Regions from separate parts of the Homo sapiens genome. Here all the other regions are linked to region 1. Evidence: chromatin contacts called from ENCODE Hi-C data. All regions are on one chromosome and are shown on one strand. Each heading gives the region's core, a stretch centred on a gene start or an enhancer-like site at or near the end of the contact. The rest is flanking DNA. Distances are from core to core; before and after follow the strand shown. Region 1 has its middle 96 kb from the start of MBOAT2. Region 2 overlaps LINC00299 (long intergenic non-protein coding RNA 299). Region 3 has its middle 110 kb from the start of LINC01814. Region 4 has its middle 68 kb from the start of LINC01814. Region 5 has its middle 40 kb from the start of LINC01814. Region 6 overlaps LOC105373418 (a long non-coding RNA gene).

Evidence for each region. Hi-C counts contacts between places; a loop is a spot of excess contacts on that map. Pooled maps may share reads with other maps.
Region 2: a map with no recorded cell type shows a loop between it and region 1 (5-fold over the local background). The contact joins two enhancer-like sites. A Hi-C loop is called at or near these places in 7 of 37 single-sample maps with no recorded cell type and 5 of 50 pooled maps.
Region 3: a loop to region 1 is called in a map with no recorded cell type, with 7 times the contacts of the local background. The contact joins two enhancer-like sites. A Hi-C loop is called at or near these places in 4 of 37 single-sample maps with no recorded cell type and 3 of 50 pooled maps.
Region 4: a pooled map shows a loop between it and region 1 (6-fold over the local background). The contact joins two enhancer-like sites. A Hi-C loop is called at or near these places in 4 of 37 single-sample maps with no recorded cell type and 4 of 50 pooled maps.
Region 5: a loop to region 1 is called in a map with no recorded cell type, with 17 times the contacts of the local background. The contact joins two enhancer-like sites. A Hi-C loop is called at or near these places in 5 of 37 single-sample maps with no recorded cell type and 2 of 50 pooled maps.
Region 6: a loop to region 1 is called in a map with no recorded cell type, with 10 times the contacts of the local background. The contact joins two enhancer-like sites. A Hi-C loop is called at or near these places in 4 of 37 single-sample maps with no recorded cell type and 2 of 50 pooled maps.

What each region holds. Positions count from the first base shown.
Region 1 is chr2:9,097,594-9,102,022 of GRCh38, forward strand. No RefSeq gene overlaps it. Among named protein-coding and RNA genes, the nearest start is that of MBOAT2, 96 kb to the left of the region's middle. Within about 2 kb of position 1,863, at least 2 of the 41 ENCODE cell types and tissues checked have a DNase peak (open chromatin) inside an H3K27ac peak, as active enhancers do.
Region 2 is chr2:8,298,650-8,303,405 of GRCh38, forward strand. LINC00299 (long intergenic non-protein coding RNA 299) reads right to left here. Exons shown (of 9, transcript NR_034135.1): 3 at 1,027-1,144. Among named protein-coding and RNA genes, the nearest start is that of LINC00299, 27 kb to the right of the region's middle. RefSeq lists enhancers at 2,021-2,577, 3,683-3,742. Within about 2 kb of position 3,507, at least 17 of the 41 ENCODE cell types and tissues checked have a DNase peak (open chromatin) inside an H3K27ac peak, as active enhancers do.
Region 3 is chr2:8,475,902-8,480,328 of GRCh38, forward strand. No RefSeq gene overlaps it. Among named protein-coding and RNA genes, the nearest start is that of LINC01814, 110 kb to the right of the region's middle. Within about 2 kb of position 1,775, at least 12 of the 41 ENCODE cell types and tissues checked have a DNase peak (open chromatin) inside an H3K27ac peak, as active enhancers do.
Region 4 is chr2:8,513,756-8,518,456 of GRCh38, forward strand. No RefSeq gene overlaps it. Among named protein-coding and RNA genes, the nearest start is that of LINC01814, 68 kb to the right of the region's middle. RefSeq lists enhancers at 1,343-1,452, 1,653-1,702. Within about 2 kb of position 2,241, at least 14 of the 41 ENCODE cell types and tissues checked have a DNase peak (open chromatin) inside an H3K27ac peak, as active enhancers do.
Region 5 is chr2:8,541,298-8,546,148 of GRCh38, forward strand. No RefSeq gene overlaps it. Among named protein-coding and RNA genes, the nearest start is that of LINC01814, 40 kb to the right of the region's middle. RefSeq lists enhancers at 2,097-2,146, 2,157-2,446, 2,421-2,927, 2,928-3,434, 3,097-3,156 and 3 more and a silencer at 3,662-3,956. Within about 2 kb of position 1,999, at least 27 of the 41 ENCODE cell types and tissues checked have a DNase peak (open chromatin) inside an H3K27ac peak, as active enhancers do.
Region 6 is chr2:9,653,457-9,658,011 of GRCh38, forward strand. The region is part of intron 3 of LOC105373418 (a long non-coding RNA gene); the gene reads left to right. Among named protein-coding and RNA genes, the nearest start is that of YWHAQ, 25 kb to the left of the region's middle. RefSeq lists enhancers at 1,420-1,529, 1,853-2,092, 2,723-2,822, 2,874-3,375, 3,333-3,502 and 1 more. Within about 2 kb of position 2,160, at least 6 of the 41 ENCODE cell types and tissues checked have a DNase peak (open chromatin) inside an H3K27ac peak, as active enhancers do.

The sequences.
Region 1 (4,429 bases), core at 613-3,112:
ATGTATGTGTATGTATGTGATGTATTTGTGTGTGTATGTGTATTTGCGTGTATGTGTATATATGTGTATATGTATATGTGATGTGTGTATTTGTGTGTATGTGTATATATATGTGTATATGTATATGTGATGTGTGTATTTGTGTGTGTGTGTGTGTGTCTGCCCACCCCCAAGACTTGCCTGCAGGGGTTACAATGGCTAGTCCATGCCTTGTAGCCTTATGCCTGTGGAATCATGAACACTCTGGGCCTCTATTCTCTCATCTTTAAAGGATTCTAACCCTTGGTTGTCCAACAATCAAGGAAAATAATAGATGTGCAAGGAAGCTGCCTACCATTACTTTTTAGAAAATAAGGGTGGATGTACATTAATTTACTCATGATTATCCATTCACTCATTCAACAAATGTTCTTTGTACTAGGCACTAAGAAATCAACAGTAGAGAAAAGAGAATTGACATTAGCCCTTGTTCTCAGGAAGTGGACGGTTTAGTAGGAAAGACCTGAATAATAAGCACAGATACACAGTTGTGTTCAGAGTTATAAAGGGCAAGAGCAGTGAGCTCTGTGCACGGGACTAACGGGGCGTGCGAGGAATAAACCACAAACGTGGGGCGGTGGGATGGTGGAACTGTGAGCCCAGGACAACCCTGATGGTGGGTCCAGGAGGCAGGGACTCACCAGAGGATCTGAAGCCTGGAAATCTGTCCACAGGGGGCAAGACATAAGTCTCATTAGTCAGAACAAAACCAGGATCCTGGGAATTTGTCCAAACAGGGATAAGGCCGATGGTAGCTGACAGGTTTCTGGGCACATACACCAGTATCAGGAAAGGCACAGGGAAAAGAGGGACCCAGGGACCGAACAGGCAGCCCTTTGGGGGAGCAGTAGGACCATCACAAGCCAGTTCTTGGAGAAGTACAGTGTCAAGGTCAAAGGAGGATCAGTTGCAAGACTCCCCACTGAGGGTGGGCCCCAAACCTCTGTGTCTGGGCGAGGCTGACCCTCTCCCACATGGCACACCTGCAGCTGACCAGGGGGTCTGTGCTCAGTGCAGGCACCTTCCCTCTCCTCCCCACACCCAGCAGTAGGTCCTTTGCTTTCTTGGCTCTGGCCCCAAGCACAGCCGAGGGCTCTAAAGCTGACCCTGGCGTCCCCACTTTGTGCTTCGTGATGTTGCCGGTCAGAATTTGTATGTAGTCACCTCCCGACCGGCGTGGGCAGTGCTGGCCTCCTGGACTGGAGCGTGGGCCAGATCTCTGGCCCTTCAAGGGCGCTGACACTGAGCAGGGCTGGCCTGGGCCTCCCTATACACCTCTTGTTGAGGACTCAGTGGGTTTCAGAGTCTGGGACAGGGATAGTTTAACAAATGGAGGCTCCGTGGTCCCAGACCGGTGAGAGAATGTGTGTTGAATGAATGGATGAGAACAAAAGCCAGAAGCTTGAAGATATTTAGAAATAAGATCCCCTTTTCCATATAAATGAAACACTTGAAGACCAGATTTTCCAAAGCAGTTGGAATGGCTACCCCCAAAATATCTCCCCCCCAGAGGGACTTCTAAAGGGTTAACTGACACCTGAAGGGAAGGGGCTTAACACCCCTAAAATCACAGAAAACAAATCTGGTCTGGCTCTTGGTATTCTCCTTACATCCTTAAGTAGTTTTAGACACAAAATGTCTTCCTCCCTTAAGTAATTCTAGACACAAAGTGCTTTCCTCATTTAACCCTTGTAATCACACTAGGAGGAGGATGTGATTCGTGTCCATTTTGAAGGGGAGAACACAGATTCAGAGTGGGTGGGTGACTTCTCCACAGGCAGAGCACAGACAGCCACACTTGCAGCTGCTTTAACCAACAAGCCGTGCTCCTGACCTTGGTGTTCGGCTTGGTTGCTTTGCTGTGGGTTGGTTTCGTTTGTGTGACTAAGACTTTTAAATGATTCGGCTCCTTTTGTGTGTTTGTTTTTGATCTTTGCAAGATTCTCTAATGGTTGATCCAGGGCTGCCCCTACACCGTTCTCCTGTCACATGCCCCGTTCCCCTGACATTGACATCAACCAACATAATATGCTGAAGAAGGGTCTTCGGCAGCTGGAAACTGGCCCAGGCATTGCGGTGGGCAGCCAGCAGGCATCTTCTGTCATTAGCCCTCCCTAGGGAAGACAAGTTCAGCAATGGTTCCTGGGAGAGGCTTGGGATAGGAAAAGAAAGGATGTTCCTATAGAGGAAGCAAATGTTCCAAGATACTTCCATTAATTAAGAAAATCTAGGGTAATAATACACAGTCCTCAAAGTCCTAGATTATAAAACCATTGTGTTAGGTTGAAGCAAGTATCACAAAGAAATACAGAAGGTCATTACCAAGACTTTTAGATGGCAAACATACTTAATGGAAACACCTCTTTCTTAACTCTGAAAACGCTTCATGTAGCATTCAGGCTTCCATTTAAAATTAATTGTGTGCATTCTAAGAGCACTTTTAGGACCTTGCAGAGACCCTCTCTGTAGATTACATGATTTGAAACTATAGCTAAGAAAATTTTGTGAAGTGGTGCAACTCTCAGAAATCAAACATGAATATGCATGCCAGGTGTGGTGGCTTACGCCTGTAATCCCAACACTTTGGGAGGTGGGAGAATCACTTGAGCTTAGGACTTGGAGACCAGCCTGGACAACATAGTGAGACCCCATCTCTACTAAAAATAAAAAAATTAGCTGGACATGGTGGTGCACACCTGTGGTCCCAGCTACTAGGGAGGCTGAGATGGGAGGATCACTTGAGCCTAGGAGGTCAAGGTTGCAGTAAGCCATGATCATGCCTCTGCACTCCAGCCTGGGCAACAGAATGAGACCCTGTCTCAAAAAAAATAATAATAAAAATAACTATGCAAAAAATATGACTTTATTTTTCTATATTACTAGCTCCCTCTCCTGGGGCATTCACTACTAATCTCAGTCATATTGGAGTTCCCCTGTCTTCTTTTCTCTGGGGTTCTAGGTAAGTTCCAGGGGCAGGGTGATGGTGGCAAGCATTACATAGTTCTGAGCTTTGGGAAAGGGGACGTCTCATCTTCACCGTCATCTTCACATGCTAGTTTCAACTTGTGTTATTAACAGAAACTTCCGCTGTCCCGCCTGACCTGCAGCCAAGCATCCACACAGTTTGTCCACAAGGCCCTCCCCTGGTCGCTGTCCTCTCAGTTATTCTCAGTGTTACTCTCGGACCCAGGAGCGTGATTCAGCAGCTCCTGCGCGGTGGGAGGTGGACAAAGGCTCAGTCCACTTGGGCATATCATAACATTTCTTCTCCTAGAAGCCATGACTTCTAAGGGTTGGAGCCTCCAAGCTTCTTTGGGATTTGGGACGTCCCTGAGGCACGCAGCCTGGGGAATGGGCTGCGCAGCCTGTTTTCTCTAGAACCTGAGCATGCAAGCACCACTCTTGCATTCTGATTCTCCAACCCCTCGCCTGGGAGGAGGCGAGAAAGGCTTGCCCTTCACCATATCTTCTCATCCCACATTTTCTGTTACATATGTTGCCTATGCCCTGAGTCCTTTCTGTTCCTCTAAACACCTGTGTTTGTTTTGTGTTTTTAGGTGTCATTTATATAGAAGAAAATGCGGCTGGGTGCAGTGGCTCATGCCTGTAATCCCAGCACTTTGGGAGGCCGAGGCGGGCAGATCACTTGAGGTCAGGAGTTCAAGATCAGCCTGGCCAACACAGTGACATTCTGTCTCTACTAAAAATACAAAAATTAGCTGGGCATGGTGGCACGTGCCTGTAATCCTAGCTACTCAAGAGGCTGAGGGAGGAGAATCGCTCAAACCTGGGAGGTGGAGGTTGCAGTGAGTTGAGATTGTGCCACTGTACTCCAGCCTGGGCAACAGAGTGAGACTCTATCTCAAAAAAAGAAAATGCACAGATCTTAAGCACTCAGTTTGAACAATATACAGAGCATCTCCCTCAACCCAGAAGGTTCCCCATGAAAGGGCCTAGACTTTTGAAAACCAAAAAAGTCCCCCCCTTATTTTCCTCTACCCTGCTCTGCTCATTCCCTTTGGGGAGGTAATGATCACACTCTGGCCTACCTGCAGCTCCTAACGGTGCCAAGTACATAGAGAAATGCCAAGGGCAAGGGGCAACCGTGAGATCGCATCTTAAACAGTATCCTCACATGAATCTCCCAATAACAAAGAATTATCCTCGTGACATTCACTCAGTACATTATAGTCCACTGAGCGCTCTCACTCTGTTCGTCTCATTTAACCTTACAATGTATTATTCTCACAATGTATTGTATTTGTATCCTTACAATGACCCATGTACAAATTATCATGCCATTTGGCAGATGAGAAAACTGAGGCCCAGAGTGAAGAGGTAATTTTCCAATGCTCCACAGGTGATACATGTCAGAGATGAGACAGGATCC
Region 2 (4,756 bases), core at 2,257-4,756, 800 kb before region 1:
TCCTACTGCCCATGAGCCTTGCCATAAATGTCACAGGGCACATATGCTTACCTCAGGCCACCTCACTTTCCCTACACAGTGGATGACCAGAGGACCTCCCCAGATGGAAGTGCATCAGAAGACTTCCCCTCACTGCTGTCTCCCAGGGCCATCCCTGAGTGTTGCTGCCTGCAATCCATATTAAATGCACATGCGCCAATGAATCAAGCCATCCTGGCCTGAGAGAAGGCGATCAGTGTAAGCAGATGGAGAAAGAGCAGAACAAGAGTGGTGGATGACCTGAGGGCCAAGCAAACCATTTGTGCAACTTCCTTGTTCTCTCTGGCCCTGCTCATGTTCAGTCCTAGATATCCTACTTCCCCTTCTGTTGGGCCCACCCAAGTGTATAAGCAATTGAGTCTGACAGAAACCAGCCCAGCCATGTGGTTACTCAACCTCGCATGATGAAATGCTTCATCTCTATCAGGGCTGAGAAGCACACCAGGAGCCACTTCTCAAATGATGTATTCTTTGGTGCTGATGGCATGGCCTTTCTCCAGAATGCCAGGAGTGCAGTGATTATCCCAGGGCTTGCCATGAGCTCCACATGATGTCCCTTCCATACCTCTGTGATGTATCATACGTGCATGCAGTGCCGTCAAGTTCTGCCACACCACACCATAAATGCCACAGAGTACCATACAGTTGTCCAGGTCGTATGGCACAAATGACAAGGTTACTTTCACCATCATCACCTGGACCTACTGAGAATGCTTTTCTTTCTGGGTCCCAATCAAAGATGACAGCCTTCCACACCACCCAGAAAATGGGTTCAAAATGTGTTCACGAGGGCCAACTATGCTTCCTCCAGAAGCTAAAGAGGCACCTCAGCACTGTGCTACCTCTTTAATGGGAGGAGGTATGAAGTGCAATCTCTCTTTACTTTGGAGGGACTCTCCTGTTAAGTCCCTAAAAACTCCACCAATGTGGAAGGCCTCTAAGTCTTCACAGGGCTGACCTCCCAGCCTCGCTATGCATGTGGCTTACCAAGACCTCCAATCCACTTGCCACTGCTTGCTTATCTGGTCCAATGAGCATGCCACATCGAAGTCGTGGGTAAAAGTGGTAGTCTATGGAATGTCCAGATAGGGCAGGTGACTTCAGACTAAAAAACAACAAAAGTTAGCATGCTTAAAAAATAACTGGATAATTCTAAGCTCCTCAGAGACAACTGAAATTTGCCTCATTTAAAAACTAAAGATGCACTTAAAAATATAAAATCAACAAACTGTATGATTTAGTCTCTACCATTATCAAAATATTATGATTTTATTTATTATATGAGGAGTCTGTTTTAGAAACAAATATGCAAAATAAACCATAAATAAGAATTTTTTTAAGCAACAAAGTGAGAGAGTTCACATGGACCAGGAATGGGACCATAAAAGTATTCTTTGTTTGTTCCAGGTCAATGTGAACTGCTTCTGATCCTCCTTTGTTCAAGGATGAAAAACAACAGTTCACCAAGTCAATAGCTTCCTTAGAGAGGCCAAAGACTCCGTTTAATCTTGTCTAGCAAAAGTTCCATGCTTGGCACAGCCACTGCAGGTGGAGATATGACTTGACTCGCTGTATGGATATTTACTGTCCCCCATCATGGCCCACCAGGTCTGTGTGAGGGGCAGCCACCATGGTGAATTAAATGAGGCTATGGCAAGGGCCACAGCCCCTGCATCCTTTAAGTCTTTGAGGGTAACACTCATGTCTGACATTCCTGCCATCAACGCAAGATGTGGTCATATCTGTGGTTTACGATCTCGTAGGGGAAGAGGCCTACCCCACTACAACATCTTTTATTCTAGGCCAAGGAGCCAACGTGCAGGTTCTGCCAATGAACCTGCCATTCACTCCTATTATACTAGAGAACCAGGGAAATGAAGAATGTGAGCTAGGCTTGAAAAAAGATTCCATTTATTACCTGCCTTCCTGGTCTCCAGTCTAATAGGAGGGCTATGGTAGCATCTTGGGTCTCCAAATATCAATGTTAGCTTAATAGTCCTTGAAAAGCTAAGGCATTCGTCTTTCCCCAGTGTGCATTTGCCTAAATAAATGTCCTAGATACCTTTAGGAGAGAAGTGGGGGAATTATTGCTGAATGCACCTGCTGTAATATGGTACCATCCTTCCTGGGAAGAGCTCTGCTCCTCCTTCAGTCAACAGATTCTGGGGCTGAGAATTAGCTCCATTCAAGAAACTAGGCAAAAGATCCTGACTTTTGTACCTCCTGGTAATCCACACGTGCTTTCTTGTAGAAATTAAGCATTGCCCTTGTTGGGTGCCCATCTATCTCCTTCCTAAAACAATGAGCCTATTGAGAGCTCTCTGCAGGGCAGGAACCCCCTGGGTGCCCCACTGATCTTGCCTCTCATTGTGATCATGGCCTCTGCCTTGCATCCAATGGTGAGCATACCACCTGGCCTTTGTAATCCCAGGATCCTGTCATCCCCGTTGCTACCAGGAGCCAGTTCTGTGATTTCATCATCTGTCATCAGCTCTGGCACATAGAGCACAGCCATTCCTGAGCTCAGTGACTTTGGGGCCACTCTCACCAGTGCATTCCTTTGTACATGGGAAGTCCTCCAGGCCATCTCGTGAAGATAGTCAGCACCATGGATGCTAGCATGTCCACTCCAGCATGGCCACTTCTCTGAGCCATTTGGTCCCTCTCTCCACCATCTGCCTGAGTGTGGGTCACTGCTTTCTCTAGGCTTTTAAGCAACATCTGAGTTGAGTCTTAGCATTCTCTCCAGGGATCTTGACCAAGATGCTTAATCCTGTACCACCTAGATTGCTCCCTCTCAATAAACTCAACCTTATTCGATTTTATATCTACACTCTTTGATCCAATCCCATGAATATATTCCCAGGTCCTCTGCAACATATTAGCTCGACCCCACAGCTCCTTCACCTGATATCCCCTTTTGGCCAAGCCAGCCCAGCTCATCCCCAGTCGGGCTGTGCTGAGATTTGGTTCTTGTTATTCTTTGGTTTTGCCAACAGGAAAGATGAGGGTAGATCCTGATGGGTCAAGCATTGTCTTGTATGATACCTACCTCATTTGAGACCTCTGTATGATCTTCAGAAAAGGAAAGTCTTGCTTTTTTTTTTTTTTTTTTTTGACCGAGTCTCGCTCTGTTGCCCAGGCTGGAGTGCAATGGTGCAATCTGGGCTCACTGCAAGCTCCGCCTCCCAGGTTCAAGCAGTCTACAATCTTCTACATGACATGAGAAATAGGCCATTTCTGCAGGCCCAGGGGACTCAGGGGCATGTAAGTGTTCAGGGTTCCCAACTGTCCAGGGCTCCCACCCTAAGTGTAAGGGTCTCACCTCTTTCCCATTAGAGCCCTGTGTCTGAAGGACTGAGAACTTAACCTACTCAGGGTTCAGACTGGTCCTCCAGCCAACCTGCCTTCCAGCTGCAGATCATCGGGGTTTTCTTAAATGCTGCCAAGGAAGTGCTCTGGCTTTCACAGTTTGCCTGAAACCAGTGATGAGTCATCCTGCGCCTCTGCCTCTCTCTCTTCAACACTCAGTAGCCTCAGCCTCAGCCACCCAAGCCCACAGGCCTTCTGGTTATCATTTCATCAGCCGGCCACCTGCTTCCTCTCCAATTTTTCATTAGGGCCTGCAACTCACAACCACGTCCAGTGTCAGCTGCCTGAAAGTCTTCCTAGAAACAGAGTCTGAGATGGAAATTGCATGCAGAGTGCTGATCAGAGGGTGTTCTCGGGAGATTCTCCTGTAAAGAAGTGAGAAAGGCAGGATGCTGCAGAAGCTGAAGCTGGCTGCAACGAGGCTACACTTGGAGCCACCCCCAGCCAATCCTAAGTGGCGCTCTCGAGCTGGGACGGCCCATCAGAGTTGTCCCAAGTTGAGGCAAGAGGGCCGAGCCTTTGCGTTCCTTCCTCGGTCAGTTTCAGAACCTGGGGGATATGACCTGAAAAGAGGCCATTCCCTGCAGCAGGAGGGGGCATCCAGTGCGGGCTCTGCCATGGCCATCATCAACTGTCACTGCAGCTAGCGGGGAGACCTGGGCAGAGCACCCCAATGGTCACTGCAGCCGAAAGAGGACTGCTTGTCTTTCTGCTCTCACACCCCTTACCTAGGGAAGAGCAGAGAAAGGGTTGCTTGAATGGGAGGAATAGCAAAGAGAACAAAGAAATCCCAATGAGGGGAAACCTCTCAGCGCACCAGCCTCACTGTGTGCTGAGAGGCACCCACTGCCTTCCCTGCACTCCTTAGATCTTGTTCATGGGTGGTTGTTTGTTGTTGTTGTTGTTGTTGTTGTTGTTGCTGTTTTTAATGTAAGAAACAGAATCTTGCTGTGTTGACCAGGCTGGTCTCAAACTCCTGGCCTCAAGCGATCCTCCCCCCTCAGCCTCCCAAAGCACTGTGATTACAGGCGTGAGCCACTGCATCCAGTCTCATTCATCTTTTTGTACCATATTCTCTGTCCCACCACTCAGAAATATCTCAGGTGCTGTACTAGTGCCTTACACATCCTGGACCCTCAGTGCTGTCTCAAACTCCTGGCCTCAAGCAATACTCCCCACTCAGCCTCCCAAAGCACTGTGATTACAGGCGTGAGCCACTGCATCCAGCCTCATTCATCTTTTTGTACCACATTCTCTGCCCCACCACTCAAAAATATCTCAGGTGCTGTGCTAGTGCCTTACACATCCTGGACCCTCAATGCATAGCATGGTAGCACCAAAAGGT
Region 3 (4,427 bases), core at 525-3,024, 620 kb before region 1:
TAAAACCTTTTTCCATATTCAAAAAGGTTGTTTCAACTACATTTAAGCAGGAAAAATCAATGAGGGAAAATCACAAACTGGATCCGGCTACAAGGAGCTCAGAGAGGAGAAAATCAGGCTTTCCCAGCCTGCAGAGCTCCCTGCCAGACAAATGACAATGACAGGGACTGAAATTAAAAGAGAAGGGACACAACGCCCTTTCCACTTAACTCCAAGGGCAAGCTCTTTTGGTTTGCAGCTACATTTGCCAACCCCTCACCTAGGATTCTCCCGAGAGATATAGGAGACATTTCCAGACTCTCAAAGGAGCCCATAAAATTGCTTTAGAAATGGGACTAACCTTTTGCAAGGTGAGAAGTCTGCCTTCATTACATATCTTAGGAAAAAAAAATAACTATGAGAAGCAAGACTCGAAATCTACCACAAGAAAACACCAACAACAAACGGAATTAATAACTCTGAACACCAAAGAATGTACCTGCTCTTTCATTCAACCAGCTTTTATTAAACTATTACCTACCAGACACTGTGGGAGTTACTGGGATGTTGGGGTGTATAATTCTGGATCTGTGCCCTGGAGGAGCTTGTATGGGAAAGACAGACACTAAACAAACAGTTGCGACACCGTGGACTAGCCCTGTGCCAACAGCAGGAATGAGGTGATATGGGAGCCAATTCACCCACTTGGAGGCTCAAGAACAGGGGGATTTTGCCAGATGCAGCAGGGTGATGATAGGATTAGACAGGATGATAATGGAAGTCCAGAAATGTGAGTTACAGCCTGTAATCCCAGCACTTTGGGAGGCCGAGGCGGGTGGATCATGAGGTCAGGAGATCGAGACCATCCTGGCTAACAAGGTGAAACCCCGTCTCTACTAAAAATACAAAAAATTAGCCGGGCGCGGTGGCGGGCGCCTGTAGTCCCAGCTACTCGGGAGGCTGAGGCAGGAGAATGGCGTGAACCCGGGAAGCGGAGCTTGCAGTGAGCCGAGATTGCGCCACTGCAGTCCGCAGTCCGGCCTGGGCAACAGAGCGAGACTCCGTCTCAAAAAAAAAAAAAAAAAAAAAAAAGAAATGTGAGTTACAGCCACACCTTAAGGCACACCTCTCACTTCCTTAGTGCCCTATGAGAATGCCTGGCCCCTACGGCTGCAGAGCAGTACAAAGGTTAACGAGATGTGGGAAACCACTCAGAATTTTTATGCTAAAGTCATTACATTTGAGAGCGATTTCATATTGGCTGGACTTTGGTCTCAGTCAATATGATTTCATCTGGCACCATTTATGTTACCAACTTAAACTGGCTGCTATTTCCCCAAAAAAGTATTTCCCTAAAAATCTTCACATATATGTCTGCCTTTTCATCAATTAAGGAGTATTTACTGCACACCTCCATGTGTTCATATCCTATTTGACATCTATAAATGAATCTTAAAAAGTGCAACTAAGCAAGCGTGTATCAGTGGCATCCATCTTCTGGTTTTCCTTTTCATTTTGATTGGTTTGCTATTCAATATGTACGTGCAATTTTTTTCTTCAAGAAAGGATTCAGCCTATCACACTTGTCTGTGTTTTTGGTTTCTGTGGAAAGAGCCTAACATGCAGTGGACACCAGGATAATGGCATTTGGCAACAGAGGTCAATGCTACCTGTGGGGACTGGGGTTTCACTATCCCCAGGAAATGGACCTACATGTTAACAAGGAAAGTTTGCCATTTACCGGGCTTCTGATGGTAACAGATTTGAGAGAACTAGCTGGTGAGTGGCACCAACAAGAAGTCAGCGATCCATCCGGGGTGGCCCAGGCTCAGCCACACAAGAGAAACTGCACTGTCCTCTGCACCCACGTCTGACATTGGTCCTCCCGTGAAGCTTCATGGGGGTGAGGACCAATGCTCCAGGGAACTCCTCCAACACACAGGATCGGGCCCTCCCCCTCCTCATCTGAGTTATATCTGGGCTCTCTTTTTCTTTAAGGGGACAAAGGAGAAAGAATGCCAAGCTTACTGGTGCATTAAATGATTGAGAAATGTTTGCCATTTAAAGCTGTTTCACTTCCTGCCTGATACCACAAAGAAGCTTTTTAATGAAGTTAGCCTTTGCCTTTCTCAATGCCACTATGCGCCTGGCTTGTTTTGCCCACTTTCTGTTTTCAAAGCTAGGTATGATCAGGAAACACGTGGTTTCTATTGTTTCAAACAAGTAAATTTCAATTCAGTCAATTTAGGGGAAAAAGTCAGGGGGCGTCCAAAGGACAGGGTAGAGGGGCGGAGCATACGAGGATGGCCGAGGGGGCACAGACAGCAGGCAGCGGGGTCCAGGTCTTCACCCTGCTCTGAAGGGGCCTGGCTGCCCTAAGTCAGCCCAGGCTCCCACGGGAAGCTGAGCCCTCAGGCTTGGGGGGTACTATGGGCTCCCAGAGTAGGGCCCCCCTCATTCCACACGTGCCCTTGCTGACTAAACCCTAAGCCCCAGGGTTGGCACATGACTTTCCACAGCTACAGCCAAAAAGACAAACACCACAAATTGCTTCGTGACCCCTTGTCAAGAGTGCTCCCAAAATGAGAAAATCTATACCACAAGAGTCCTACCACTGGGACACAGCCAACTTCAGGACCAGCACGAAAGCCCTGGCCAAACCATCCTGCTGCTACTAAAGTATGAGTTGTCCATATGACTGACAGAATCTCTGGTTTAAAGTAACTGTGGCTACTGCTTCTTCAGTGCTTATGGGCATGTCGGGTACTTAGCACTTGGTGTACGCCTATTCATTTAATCTTCCCAGCATCTTGCAAGACAGGTGTCGCTATCTCTTTTTACAGATGAGGAAACAGAGACAGAAAGAAGCTAAGGAATTCCAAGGTATCTGGGTCAGCTGCTGATGCAGCCCTACCCAAGGTGTGAGAATGTAAGTCCATGCTCTGTATTACCAAGTACAGTGTTCCAGGGTTTTCTGTTCTGCCCCCACCTCCACCCCCAGCCAATACCTATGTTTGAAAAAGGCCCGTTTCTAGCAGCGTGTTCATATTTATTCATTAAGTACTTATGAAGGGTCCACTGTTGGTCAGGTCCTGGAGATAAAGAGATGAATATCATGGTATCTGTCTTCTACACGTGTACTCTCCAGTACCCTCCACGATGGTGCCACTAGCCACATGTGTCTATTGATTGCTCAAAATTTGACTAATATGAATTGAAATACGTAAAGTGTAAAATACACACCAGGCTTCAAAATCTTCTTATGAAAAAAGTGTAAAATATCTTAATCATGTTTCTATTGAATCTTATTGAATCTATGTTAAAATTATATTTTAATATATGGATTAACTAAAATCATTTTTATTTCCATGCATTTCTTTTCCTTTTTAAAACGTGGCTGCTAGATAGTTTGAAGTGACCTACGTGGCTCACGTTCCATTTTTATCGGATTGCACTGCGCTAGAGGCACATGTCTGGAGAGGAGGAGACGTGAACAGAGCTGTCCCCATGGCCCAGGCAGGCAAGGAAAGCAAAGGAAGCATGAAGGGAGGCCAGAGGAAAGCAAGGGAAATGCCACGCCTGCCTTACGAGCTCCGACAGGGAAGTCGAGCCCTCTTATCAGTGGTCTAGTTGACTGGAGAGATAATCTACCACGCTCGCCAGCCTGTTCTGGAGAGACTCAATGACAACCCTATCACGTTAGAGGACCTGGCTCAGCAGTAGAACACAGGCTGGCAGCAGAGACTGTGGGATTCAGCTCTGGACACCAGCACCAGCTCAGATGGGAGCTCTGCTGTGGTTTTCACTTTGCTCTGGCTTTATTTTTATCAAAAGTATTCCAGGCCCCAAACCTCCCTCCTTAAACTTCCAGGAGAGGTTCAAAAATCCCACCTGCCTTATTTATGTAAACCATTCCTCTCCCCTCAGCCCCTTGGCAGCTCGTGATATACACTCTTTGTTGCTTACTCAGTGTCCACTCCTCTGTCGTATCTTACTGGAAGAAGCCCATTTGGGTTCAGAAAAGCCATGGGTCCAGCAGCCCCAGGCGATGGGTCCTGATCCTCTGTCTAAGCCAGTCTTGATAATTTCACTCCTCACTGCCCAGCCTGCCCTGAAGTTAGGGGTGGGCTGTCACTCAGTTCTGACATGACACCAAGGCCAGAGACTGCTTTGGGGCCAGTGTCTAGAAAACTTTGGATTCTTGGTAAAATGAGACAGATGAGGTTCAAAATGTCTCTCCTGCCCCAAACATCTTCATTCTGCCCCAGACGTGACCACTGCAGCTCCAACAGCCATATTGCAAACAAGAGAAGAATTCTAAGAAAACTGCAGAAGGTTAGTGCTAATATCACCGAGTTTATGAACCAGCACCAGTAACCACTGACCTCCAGTCTTCCTGTTACATGAGGAAAAATAAACTCCTCATTACTTAAAAGCCATAGAGTCAA
Region 4 (4,701 bases), core at 991-3,490, 580 kb before region 1:
TGGAGGTGGGGACAGCATGAAGAGGGGAGCTGGCCTGGCCTGAGCAAGACCCTGAACAGCTTCACGGTCCTGGGCACGAAGCAGGGGGCCGGGATCCTTCCAGAGGAGGCTGGAGGGGCAGGCAGGGCCCACTGGGGATGCTGAGGTGGAGACAGACATGTCCCAAGAGTGTGGGAGTAGGGAGGTCCTGAAGGTGGGTACCCTGGAGAGGGACGTGCCACTGCATTTTATAGGGCTCACTGACAGCCACGAAGGCATGGGTTTGAGGAGGAACAGCCAGAAGGAGACCACCTAGGTTGCTCCTGCAGGAGGCCAGGAGACAGAGGGTGAGGCGGGACCCATGTGGGGCAGCGGGGAGGGGATGAGAAGCAGAATTAGGATGGCGCTGAGGGAGGCGGGATAGCTCGGACTCAACATTGCTTGGACATGGTAGCAAGAGAGACCAGGGAACCTAGGATGCCTCCCTCACTGCTGGCATGGGCCAGGGGAGAAGGGTGAGCCCATCCTCTGAGCAGGGAAGCCAGGTGCCAGCACAGGCAGAGCCAACTTCAAGTCACACAGATCTCATTCAAACCCCACTCTGCTGTCTCTTAACTGTCCAACCTTGAGCAAGTATCTTGGCCCCATCTGTAATCTGGAGATGAGGACAGTACCAGCCCCACAGAGCTGCTGTGAAGATCCCATGAGGAGGTACATGCAAACCACTGGGCACGATGTCTAGCACTCAACAGACACTAAATTGATCACGGCTGTCATTTAAATTAGCCACATAAATGTGTTTCATTCTTGGAAGGTCACGTATTCCTCACAGCGTATGGTGCCCCAGTCTTTCCACTACTGCTGCATTTTGGAGTGTCCTCTAGCTTTCAACCATGGATAATGAGACCTGCAGATAAGCCATTTCCAAACTCCCCTAGTAGAGCCAGGCACCCCATCCCCATCCCACAATTCTCACTGCCTGGTCCTCATTTCTGTGCTCACCTCCTTCCCTTCATGGAGGCTCTCAGGCAGAGCTGTGTGACCTCCCTTTCCCTCTCCATCTGTCTGTGCAGAGCTAGCACGGGAGGGCTTGGCAAATGTTTATTTACTGAGCAGGAGTTACCAACTTTTCTCCCAGCTGATGATTTAAGTACAAGTTTCAGTATGATTCCTCCAGTAGCCGACCAAAGGCGGATTTTAAACTAAGAAACACACCTGTATTTAGCACACCAGGGGATTCACCAGTTCCCCTGGGGCTGGTCTTGGCACAGTTTCATCCAGAAAAAAACCACCAGAGGAACCTTCAGCACATTAAACACCCATAGGCAATATGCACTGTGTGGGGGGTCAGGTGCTCATTGTCTCATTTCTTCCTCTGCCCATGAGGTAGGGTGTGTGAGCCCCATTTTACAGATGAGCAAACTGTTGGTAGGCAAGTCTACTTTGCTAAAGGTCATGTCGCTGCCGCATGTTTATCTGCATTTGAGACTAGAAAAGCAATTGATGTCTGTTCTAGGAATTAGGGACACTGGTGCTGAGAACACTTAAAAATAGCCCCGTGCATTTTCCCATTCTTGAAACAGGTTTACTAATCAGGAACGCAGCTGAAAAAATCCAGCAAAATGACTCAGTTCCAAGTAAAATGTCATTTCTCCCCCATCACTTTGGGACAACCCCAGCAAAGCCAGCACAGCATAGAAACAGAAAGAGAGACAGCAGAGAGGCCAAGAGGCAGAGAGGAGAAAAGGGGAAGAGGCCACATGGGTGGCTGCAGGGCCTCTCACAGTGCCCTGCAGCCTCAGTCAATTCCGGGGGTGCTCACAAGGCTAAAACGCTGGCTGTAAAATCAAGGGCAAGCTGGAGGGCTGGTTTCCTGTCTTCTAAATATACTCCTGTTCCGATGGTATCTCGTCCCCTGCGTCACGAAGGAGGGCTGCCCTTGACACTGTGAATGTCTCAGGAACACCTCAACCCAAAGGAAGCTGGGGTGTAGAAAGCTCGAGGTTCCTAATACCTTCAGGAACAGCACACTCAGGTCCTGCTCAGGCACTGGGCATGGCTGCCTCCTGCTCCTCTTTATCCACCCTCCTCCCCCTCCTCCCCCTCCTCCCTCTCCTTCCTCCCTTCCTCTTCCCTATCTTCCTCCTCCTCAAGGTCTTCCTCCTTCTCCCCCTCCTCTTCCTCCTGCTCCTCCCTTTCCCCTCCTCCTCCTCCTCCCCTTCCCCTCCTCCACCTCCCCACACAGAGCACCTCAAGCCCTCCAGGTGGGCAGTAACTGTCCAGCAGAGCTGCTGTCTGTGAATGTTATCAGAGGAAACACTTCAGAACTGAGAAGCAAACAGAAACCATTCTACACCTGCTGTCGCTCCACTTCCTCTGGGCCCCAACCTCCAGCCAGGTGTCCTCATGGGAAGAAAGGGCCCATTCAGGACTGCGGCTAGTGGTTCCCAGTTGAGTTCCTCCAACATGGCAGGAAGAAAGGAAGACACAGTAGGAGGCAGCAGAGCCTTGTGGTGAAGCCTAGGGCTCAGAGTGGAGCCCACCTACTGCCCATGCTGCATGTCCTGGCTCTGTGACCTTCGGGCAGGCTGTGGTTTATCATTACTTGTAATTTGTAACATTGAGTTACAAATACTGTGACTAGTTCAGAGGATTTATGAGGATGAAATGAGTTATCTGCTTAAACCACATAACATAGTGCATGGCCCTACACTTTGGGAGCTGGCGTGCCTGCCCTGAGCCCCACGCATTCACACTGTGTCATTTTTACAGCTGTGCCACCTGCCTCCTCACCTTCACCCTCCACCCCTCACACACCCTTCCAGGGTACCCCGATCCCGCAGGCTGCTTCCCATCTCTCCCTGAAATGCAGCCCGTCCTTTGGAGAGCCTTCCAGGACCTTTTCCCACTCTTGTGCACGCTTGACCATCATCAATTTAGTGATCTTTTCCCTAATAGATTTCACGTTCTCTCAGGCCCAGAGCCATGTCTAAGTAACAGTGACTAGTGGCTATGTGAATCTATTAATTCTCACACCTAAAATAGAACTCCACACAAAGGAGGTGCTCAATAAATGCTCATTGAGCAATCAACAATAACGACCAAGGCTCAGAGAGGTGAAGTAACCTGCTCTGTGTCACAGAGCTTGGAAGTGGCACATCTGGAATTCCAAGGCCAGTCACACCAAGGCAGGTCCAAGTCCTACTGCCCCTCAGCATCCTCCTCCCGTAGACGGTGATGCACCTGGGGGAGCAGAAGCAGTAGTTCCCAAGTCTACAGTGGAGCAAGAGGCTCAGAAATGGAGATCTCGGAGCTGCCCGCGTACAGCCTGGAGTAAAGGACACGCCATGCTGCCATTAAGCACCATTTCAGCCCCTCGTTGCCTGCACAGGTCCAACACGGAGCAGCTTGGCTGGGAGGCAGAACGGCAAGTAAAGCCTCCCTCCAAACAAGCCACCCCGCAAAAGGCTTGAAGGAGCACCCGTATTCAGAGACCACCCACTTTAATACAGATAATACTCTAGTAGCTTATATTTATTGATTTCCACACCTGCTAGGGACTGTTCCCAGCATGTGTGATTAAGAGTATCTATAATCGCAAGGCGCGGTAGCTCAGTCCTATAATCCTAGCACTTGGGAGGCCGAGGCAGGTGGATCACTTGAGCTCAGGAGTTCGAGACCAGCCTGGGCAACAGGGTGAAACCCCATCTCTACAAAAATACAAAAATTAGCTGTGTGTGGTGGCACATGCCTGTAATCCCAGCTATTTGGGGGAGCTGAGGCAGGAGGATCACCTGAACCTGGGAAGTGGAGGTTGCAGTGAGCTGAGATCATGCCCCAGTACTCCAGCCTGGGTGACAGAGCAAGACTCGGTCTAAAAAAAAAAATATATATATATATATATATATATAAAATTATTTGATCCTCGTGGCAACCTTACAAGATGGGCACTGTCAGCCGCCATCATCAGCATCTTACAGATGGGGAAACTGAGGTGGGGGAGAGAAGCAAGTTGCCTAGTGTCCTGAGTATCACACTGCTAGAAATTCCTGCAGCCTGGGTGCAGGCAGTGGGGCTCCAGTATCTGTACTTTTTACCAGTTTGCCACTCTGTTTTGATGTGATTTTTTTTTTTAATGTTAAAGGTGAGGTGGGGATAAGTTCCCAAAGGTGCTCATTGAGTCCCACTGTTGTGGAGTCACTTTCTGTGGAGTCCTCATGACAGGCCCTGGAGGCAGGAGACCCGGAATCACCTACTCCCACAAGCCCATGCCGGCCTGGCTCAGCCATGCTTTTAGAAAGTACTCCCAGGAGGCTATTGCAACACTCCAGGGGCATCCCCTGACATCCCTGCACCTGCCTGGACATCCTGTCCTCTCCTCCTTTCTTCCAGCAACTTCCTGGGTCTCAGGGAGGGGGGTGGGATTCCAGTGGGGTGCGGGAGTGGGAAGCACTCCATCCGGGCCGAGGGAGGAGTCATTTCCCAGCTCCAGTCAGCACCTGTTTCTCCGCCTCTGGCCCATGGTAGGAAGGGAGCTGCCAGGCATCCCGCCCTTGAGGCCTCTGAGCGAACGAGAGCTGGTTCACAAGCTCGGAACCTGGAGGCTCAGAATGCGGCGGCTGCTAGCTGTGTGACAATGGACAGGTCACTGAGGTCCCTGGCAATGGGTGGGAGGTCGTTAGCGCTCCTTGCCAGGATAGCCTCTAAAGCCCTTCCTCGGGG
Region 5 (4,851 bases), core at 749-3,248, 560 kb before region 1:
TTAGAGATGAGGAAACCGAGATAGAGGATGCTTCGGATGACAGTACTTTGGTGCCTGTGCCACGAATAGCACCCGGATCACCCTGGACCACCTGCCTTTGATGTGGCACGGCAGCTGCATACATTTTCCTGTGCAGGCACTTGGGTGGCCTGAGTTGCCTCCAAATTTGGACATCTGGCTGCTTCTTGGTGCCCCCACCTGAAACCCAATCCACCTCTTCCGAAGCCAGCAGATAGTGAATTGCTCAGTAAGAAAAAGGTCTGTGCAAAACAGGAGACTAGAAAGAAACCTCAGTGCCTCCAGGAACCTCACGTGAGCTCCGTTTGACTCTGCAGAAGCAAGTTCCTTGCTTTTAGAGGAGTGACTGTGGCTGGGCATCATCCAGACCTATGTGCAATTATTGGTCGAAGGCGTCTCTCCCGCTAGACGGAAGCGCTCAGAGAACCAGGCAGTGGAAGGTGCATGACTGGGAGGAATGAAGGATGGCCATCCTGAAGTGGAAGGTGTGTGACTGAGAGGAATGAAGGATGGCCGTCCTGAGGCTGCGCTCGAATGGAGGCTTATTTAACATGGAGCCTCGTGCAAAACACCCCGGAGCAGGCCCCTATAGGATTGAGATCGCTCCCTGTGATCTGCTGCTTCCCTCTCCAGTGGTTTTTATCTTTGAACAGAGCAAATCCTGGCTCCACTCAGACCTGCTCCGTGAGAGCCGAATGCAGTCACTGCACCTGGTCGGGGCTGAGGAGCTTCTCAGCCATTCCAACAAGGCCTGGTCATCGAAAAGCCATGATTTTCTTGCATTCTGGGCCTTGTGACTTCTTGAGACGGGAAAAATGAAGCGCTGTTCCACGATTTTGTTCTCAATCTAAAGGACCATTGCTTTGGAAAGTGGTCAGATTCTGCTTTTGGTTGATTTTAGGATCCAAAACTATGGCGATGGGAAAAAGGAAATGCATTTTAGGATTTCAGGTATTGTCTAAAATTTGCACATGATTATATCCTGCAATCTTAATGGTTCATGCGTCTCATGCTCAACCAAGAGCCTCTGCTGGCCTAAATGATCAAAGCATTTCCAGGAATTATTCAAGAAAAAAAAATCTGCTCCCGTCACTCACCGGCTGAAACCCCCTCAGTGGCTCCCACTGCCCTCAGATGCAGTCACCCTCCTTACTGAGCTTAGTGAGGGCTGCACTAAGCACTTTGCATTATTCTCTCATTGAAGTATCACAACAATCACAAAAGGAACTATCATTAAACCCATTGCATGGATGAGAAAACTGATCCTTAGAGAGGTCAGGGACTGGTTCAAGCTGACTGTGCTGTACAGTGTCAGAGCAGGGATGACCCCAAACCCACCAAGGCCATTCTTAGCACCCGCAATCTCCATGACCATCTCCTAACTCTCTCCCTCCCCCTCATCTATTTCCTACCCATGGATGAAACTGTTTGTGTCTCACCTACTACTACAGTGAGCCCCTTCTGCTTACCTCCCTGGGCCCCAGGCTGGCCCCACTGGGTGCTCCTGGCAGCAAAGTCCATGTCTGATTAGGGAACTTCTTATTAGGAGGCTTCCTTGTTTGCTTTACCCACCTTCTCCAGACTGGGACCCCTGGAGACAGAGCCCTTAGCTCCCGAGGCCAGGTGGTCCCTTGCTGTGCCCAGCACAGATCCTGGTGCCTGGGAGGAAGGCAGTAAATCTGTGTGAAGTGGGTCATTTCATTCTGCATTGGAGGATCATTTTCATGCTCCATAACCCACGGCTATCAATAAAATTAATATTAGCTTCCAGTAAAGTCTAGAGAGGTGCTTCTCACACTAGAGTAGGCAACAGGGCCACCCGGAGAGTCAGGTAAAACTCGGAGGCGCTGGCTCCAGAGGCCCAGACAGGTGAGGCTGTGTGGCTGGTCCTGCCCCCGCCTCTGAGGGGCACTGCTCGGCAGCCAGCAGCCCACCCCTGAGTGCAACACTCAGCAACCAAAGGCACCTGGCTGGGCGATGACTGACAGTGAGGCAGCTCCAAAACTCCCTTCCACAGCATTTACAAAACAGACACAAAGTTTTCTATTTGGAGGAGTCATTTGCTGCAATGGGGGTTTTCCCTTCGTTTTTGGAAATGCCATGAAATAAAATGTTAAGTGTGACTCCAGTATCCTAATCTGAGGCACAGACAACTCACCGCAGTTACACCTCAGAGAAAACATGGGGCTCCCCGGGAGAGGGGCCTCACTCAGCCTGGAGTTATGTTCTGACTTCTCAAAACATGAAACCATTTATATTGGCTCTGGCACATTCAAAAAAAAAAAATTCCCTTATGTCACATGCACGCGCGCGTGCACAGAGATCAGCTTTCGGTTCACAATGAGTGTGCCCCTGGGTCTTTTCTGTGTCTCACTCATTGAAGCCTGGGGGACCAGGCCCTGGGGGACCGACGGGGTGCCTCCGTCTGTGCTCCTTGTCCCTGTTGGCCAGAGCTGGTGAATCACCCGGCCCCAGCAGCCTGCGTCCTTTCCCAATTACCGTAGCTGTCAGAGCTGACTAAAAAACCAGTAGCAGCTGGCAGGAAATGGGTAAGAAAACTGACCACAGATAAACTGTAGGACTCTACAGAGCAGTGGCAGATAGACTCGGGGACAGGAAGTGGAGCTGTTAAGACTCGGCCCTCGCCTGCTCCCGGGCACCTCAGGGCCATCGAAGGGCGCGTGCACCTGAGATGCTGCGGTGCTCGCGTCACGCAATGACCCCGCAGCAGGCACCAGCCACGGCCCCCGAAGGGAAAGAAGCAGTCAGGAGTGGCGGAGAAGCACCCCCAAAAGCCCAGGCCTTTGAGACTCCTGCAAAGGCAGTGGTTCTGCTAGTCCAGGGGTGATGGAATCGCAGCCGGCAGAGCCTGCGCTGTTGAGGTCAAATGACCTGCTGGCCGTGCATTGCCTCACCCGGCTCCCTGAAGCCAAAATGACCAGCTCTCAGGCAGGGAGAGGCCACCACACATTGAGAACAGTGCTGGTGTTGAGGTGGGGAGGCGCTTCTCTGTGGAGTTACAGGTCCAGCGTTTTCAATACTCCCACCGCGTTTCAGCCAATGCCAAGGGCGGGCCCTTCAGAATCCCTAGTGAGGAGAAAGTATCAGCCAGGTGGCATGCTGGATCCTTCCATGCATCATCCCACTCCTGTTCACATACCCTAGGAGGCAGCTAAGACTATCCCCATTTTACGGATGTGCAAAGGGAGGCTCAGGATTAAATAGGCCTGGCCCTGGGTTCCACCACCTATCCACCTATGAGGGGCAGAGCCCAGATTCAAAGTCTGACTGGGGTCTCTGCCCCGACGACCTCTGCTCACAGCGTGCCGCTAGGTGCTGAGATGGGAAGAGGAGAGAAGGGGTCAGAGGAGAGAGGGGGAGTGAGCACAGTGGAGGAGGCTTGCCTGGGCCCTGATGCTTCACCCAGAAAGAAAATGGGGTGGTCAGTGTTTAATCGCATCTTCCCAGTGGCCCAAGCTGCATGTCCACCCAGGACACCATCCCAAGCAGCCCAGCAAGGGGGACCCACCCTCTCTGCACCAAGGCAGACCCAAGGTGCTTCCAGGGGCAGCCAGAACAGGGTGGCTTCTGTGTGGCCTGCTGTGGGACAAGCTGCTGTGACAAGAAGCAGCATCTGCTATTGAACTTGTGACCCAGGCCTTGGTCCCTCACAGGGAGCAGGGCACAGCTGGGACAGAGGGTGAGGGTCCCCTTCCCATCTCTCGGAGGTGGCAGAGTGCACCTGCTCCACGGAGCGTGCGCAGCCCCCTCTGCTGGCGCCCGGTCCAGCTCTCGGGTGAGCTAGACGGGAGTTCAGCTGGGCGTGACTCACCCCTGTTCCTGGAACTGTCTGAAGGCGGGGAGGATGCTGTGGGTAGGCTCTAACTGTATCATCTGGGCTGGGGCCGGTAGCAGATGGTCCTTATAAAAAAAAAAAAAAAGTACTTCCATGTGGGCTTAAAATAGCGCAGCACTCACCATCAGCTGAATGGGGAAATGTACGAGCCAGTCTTTCACGTGGGAGTGGGCACTGCAGGCTGGAGGTTGGGACAAGGGGCCCAGACACCAGCCACAGCGGCCAAGCCCAGGAGGTGGAGAGGAGACGCCTCAGCACCCACGTCGTGCCTGGCCTAGACCAGGCAGGTGGCAGATACGGGCCCAAGCAGGCCCTGCCACGATGATGAAGATGACAATGAAGCCACAGAACCCTCCCGGTTGCCGCATGGGAGCCGGCTGGGAAACCGAGATGCCAGAACACCAGCCGTCCACCACCCTGTCAGCCTCTCAGTCAGTCCAGGAAAAGCCTTTCTTCATCCTGGAAGTCGGGAAATGTGGCTCCCTAACAGGGGGCGGAAACAACTTTTGGTTCTGAGTCAATCTCTCTCTCTCCCCGGGCCCTACAGGAACACAAGAGTGAGTCCTGGAGCCTCTGGAGTCCGCCCCTCACCGATGTGTGTTCTGGGGCAGGTCACTTCCTCTTTCTGTGCCTCAGTTTCCTTATCTGTAAAATGGACGGAAAGCCCCACCTTCTCTAGGGCAAAGCCGAGCACCCGGAGGTGCTCTGTGAAGGAAGCCCACAGCCCTGCCTGGGTTGTCCCTGAGGCCCGAGAGAGCCCTTGGCCCCTTCTTCCCTTTTTAATACGTCCCTTCATCTTCCTTTAAACCATGCTGCACTTTGACATGTAGAGGTGATCACTCTGAAAGTCGGGGTCTGGAGCGTCGCCTCTTGCTGCTGCTGCGTTGATGTGGAGGGAAGGGGGTGACAGGAGGGAAGCCGGGGCAGGGACAGCAGGTGGGGAGTCTCACTCCGTCCAGCCCAGCAGCCAGGGCTCC
Region 6 (4,555 bases), core at 910-3,409, 560 kb after region 1:
ATCCCTTTGCCATTGGACTGATTGAATGTTTGCATTTCCCTTCCAGCCTTTGTCTATTTCCATATGCATTTCATCCTCCTCCGTGGTAACACAGTGAACCTATAATTTTGTATTCTGCTTATGATGCCTTTTTAAAAAAGCATTGTTCTTTCATGGAGATTCCGTGCTTGGGGCCAATCTTTGTTGGCCCATCAGTTTTCCTCTTAGGAGCACGTGGTGGAAAAGACAATGGGAGATGCTTTCATTGCTTCTATTGGGTGTCTGTGAACTGCTTTGTTTCTACAGACTAAGGAGTTAGCGTAAGAACAGAACAGAACAGACTTTTCATACAGATTATTCGTATTGTTATCTCAATGGGGTGTTTTATTTGTATGGGAGGAAACCTCCCATATAAATCAAGTGGACACAGCATGGATGTTAGCCTGAACAACCAGGAGTTTTATTCTGAGATAGTCACTAGCTGTGTGACCTTGGGCCGCTAACCTAAATCTCTGGTCGTCAGTTTCTATCTCTGAAAGTAAGAACAACATCTATGTACTAGGACTGGGGAGAGGAGAGAATGATGTGAGATAGAGATTGCGTTGTGTGTGTGTGACTCTATAGAACTATAGTTCTCTGAATGATACTGAGATTAACCTTGGGCAAGCCTCTCTGATCCTTTGCTTATATATACGTGAAATGAGAAGATAAAGGTCCCAGTGAGACTGAATGAGATCATGAGTACGAAAGTGTCCTGTTAGTGAAAATGCACCTGGTCATCATTCCACTACATCTTCCTGTCTGTTTTCTCTTGGCCCTAGAAAGTGCTGTGGAAGCTTGGGGGTGAGTTCTGAAGTGTGTACACAACTGGAACCAGAGCAGCCACTGACTGCCTTGGGCCAGCAGCTTCTGGAGCCCAAACTTGGACCTCTGCATCCCTCCTGGGGCCCCAGCTCTAAGTACTGGGGTACGGTGCTGAATGGGGCGGGGAGGCTGTCAGCTTTCCTAGCTGCCTCTGTGTGCTGTGCTCTCTCCAGGGCCCAGTTCTCCAGGAGAAGGAGCAGGAGCAGGTATGCTGAGGACTCCATGAGAGCCAGCCTTTTGAATAGCAGCAAGTTTGTGGGGGCATCTGGGGACAGGGTCTGGGACAGCCCAGTCCAGCCCAGCCCAGGCAGGGGAGACGGCAACAGCAGCAACTCTGCTAGAAGTGACATGCAGATGTTGGCTGAAAGCCATCTACCCTCCCTCCTTCCTTTTCTTTCATCTTCCCTTTCTTTCCCACTCTCCCTCCTGTCTTCTCTACTCCACTTCTCTCCTTTCTTCCACAGTGCTATGGCTGCCTACGTGATGCCAAGCACCATGCAGTATTAGCAGCCACAGGCTGCTTACCCGGAAAACTGGACTTTTGTGCTCACAGGCTTTAAGAGAGATGGGGACAGCCTGGACTGCATGCAGAGGGAGCCACTAGGGCTGCTGGGGAGGTTCGAGACACGTCACAGGGGTTACCTGAAGGACTGAGGCTATAGCTTGGAGGAGACTCTGAAAACTGTTATCAGATATTCGAAGAACTGTCCATTGAAAGAAGAACAAAAAAAATTTTTTCCCAGCCAGGCATGGTGGCTCACAACTGTAATCCCAGAACTTTGGGAGGCTGAGGTGGGCAGATCAACTTGAGGCCAGGAGTTCGAGACCAGGCTGGCCAACATGGCGAAACCCCATCTCTACTGAAAATACAACAAATCAGCTGGGTGGGGTGGGGTGTGCCTGTAGTCCCAGCTTGGGAGGCTGAGGCCCGAGAATTGCTTGAGCCAGAGAGGCGGAGGTTGCAGTGAGCTGACAGCATGCCACTGCACTCCAGCCTGGGTGACAGAGCCAGACCCTGTCTCAAAAAAAAATTTTTTTTTCTTTTTTTCTGTGAAACCCAAAAGGAACAATTAGGTAGAGAGTTTCAGCTCTGTATCTGAGTGTCCTTTCATAATCTGAATTGTCCCAGGGTGGAAGAGGCTTCCCTGGAAGGTGAGTTCCTTGTCACCAAAGACCCTCAAGGACAGCAGGGACCACTCGGTGGCCAGAATGCTGGAGAGGGGAATTCAAACTTTTGCTGCAGTGGGAGTGCGTCAGACTCGATGACTGTCAGACTCTGGTCTTCCTTCGATCTTTGAGCTGAGAGTGGAAGAAGATGAAGTGTGACTTAGCTATTCAACCACGCCACAACCCCAAGCATCTTTAGTTTTTGTTCTGATTTTTATCTTCAGTAGCTGACTGACTGGGCATGAGTAATTCCAACTCCCCAGGCCGGGTGCACTTCACAGGCATGTTTCAGAATAAAATAGAACCTATGGCTCCAGCCCACCTTGACTGTGGTCACCAAAGATGCTTACCCTGACCCTGGGGTAAGAAATGAGCCCTTGGAGGGTCCTGGGTGTGCCCAGCCCCCACTGATGTGACTGGCAGCCCCCACCACAGTCTGCAGCCCCAGGCAGGGAAGCCTCCCCCTCCAAAGTTCTAGAGGGTTTTTAAAAATGTTTAAAGACATTTACAGCAAAACAAAATCAATTATCAAGTTTTGAGTCACCTCTCTTGCAAATAGAAACTTTTCTGTAAGAACTGCTTCTACTAGGCTGGGTGTGGTGGCTCATGCCTGTAATCCCAGCACTTTAGGAGGCTGAGGTGGGCAGATCATGAAGTCAGGAGTTCGAGACCAGCCTGGCCAACATAGTGAAATACTGTCTCTGCTAAAAATATAAAAAATTAGCTGGTCGTGGTGGCGTGCGCTTATAGTCCCATCTACTCAGGAGGCTGAGGCAGGAGAATCGCTTGAACCCGGAGGCGGAGGTTGCAGTGGGCCGAGATTGCACCATTGCACTCCAGCCTGGGTGACAGTGTGAGACTCTGTCTCCAAAAAAAAACAAAAAAAACAAAACAAAGAACAAGAAACAAAACAAAAGAACCGCTTCTACTGGGAAAGAAAACCAGAGAGAAAACCATTTATAGATTATCTCAGATTTACAAGTGAGAACCACAGGCCTGACCCCAGTTCACCTATGCCAGGGCTGAGTCTACACAGTCAACAGCCTCAGGATGCAGGGATGAGTCAGTGTGAAACAAAGACTCAACCCCCATCTAACGGAGCCCTTTCCCTGCTGTGCTCAGCCTGCACGGAATCTGCTTCTAGACAACCCAGACAGCCAGAAGCCAATGCATCTGACTGAGAGGAGTGGATAATGACTTCCCTTTTTAAAAACTTTCTTATTGGCTGCGCACGGTGGCTCACGCCTGTAATCCCAGCACTTCAGGAGGTCGAGATCGGCGGATAGACTTGAGGTCGGGAGTTTGAGACCATCCTGGCCAACATGGCGAAACCCCATCTCTGCTAAAAATACAAAAATTAGCTGCGTGTGGTGGTGCACGCCTGTAGTCCCAGCTACTTGGGGTGCTGAGGCACGAAAATCACTTGAGCCTGGGAGGCAGAGGTTGCAGTGAGCCTAGAAGACAGAGCAAGACTCCATCTCAAAACAAAAACCAAATAAACAAAACACCTTTCTTATTGAGGGGTAGCACATCTGCCACCAAGCATGCTTCTGATGGTCCCTCTAGAAGTCTCTTCCCCGGTATCTGGATTTGAGTGGGGTGACAAAAAGGCTGAACATGACTGGAGCCTATGCTATGGCTTCTGTCCCCTAAGTCCCCAGAGCTCCTCTGGTGTCTGTCCTCTCTGAAGCTTGGTTCTTCAGCTTTTCCATTAGGACTGTGAGTTCTCTCACATCCGGAGGTCGCTTCTGTTGTTTACAATCAAAGAACCTTGACAAAGAGAAAGTGCCTACTTGGTCTCCGTAGCTCCAGGGCCAGTGTGTGGCCTGACACACAGTCAAGTTCAAAAATGTTTAACTAAGTTGAACTGTGATGACTCCCCCCCTTTCAGTCTGGGGATCAGAGACAGAGTTGCCTGGGTGTCCTTGATGGAAGAAGCTCTTCCTGATCACTTTGGCTCGAACGGCACTTGCAGGAGAACCTGCTCAGTGCCCTTGGCCCCAGGCCGGGGGTACCACATGACTCTGTGCAAAGCTTTGCAGAAACTAATGGGACCCTAACCCCATCTTGAGAGCTTGCTTCCTCCTTCCTGTTAGGCATGAGCCCGATGCCAAGGCCCTGTGGAATTCTGACCTAACTTTCCCACTTCCAGCCTTCCCAAAACAAAGTTTCTACTTCTCTCCTGCCTCTCTGTTCAACCCCTAACCACCCAATTCTGCTTCTTCTAGGAGTTCTCAAAACACTAATAACAGTATTTAAGTGTATTAGCTGACTGAACGTACAGGAATGTTAAGAATCAGAAATCAAATTGGATTTTATAAAAATGAGGGTTTAGAAGGAAGGTTTTAATACAGGCGATTAAGCTGTAGGCTCCAGAATGGGGGAAGGTGTGAAGCCCCACACCTTTTCTCTCTTCTCCAGTGCAGACTCCATCCAGCACTCACTGTCAATGTTACTGCCATGGAAGTTGGTTAATCACTGCTGCGAGGTGGCCTCCAGGGGTGGTGTGGTATTGTTTCTTAACTGCACGCAAGGCTTGAGGACT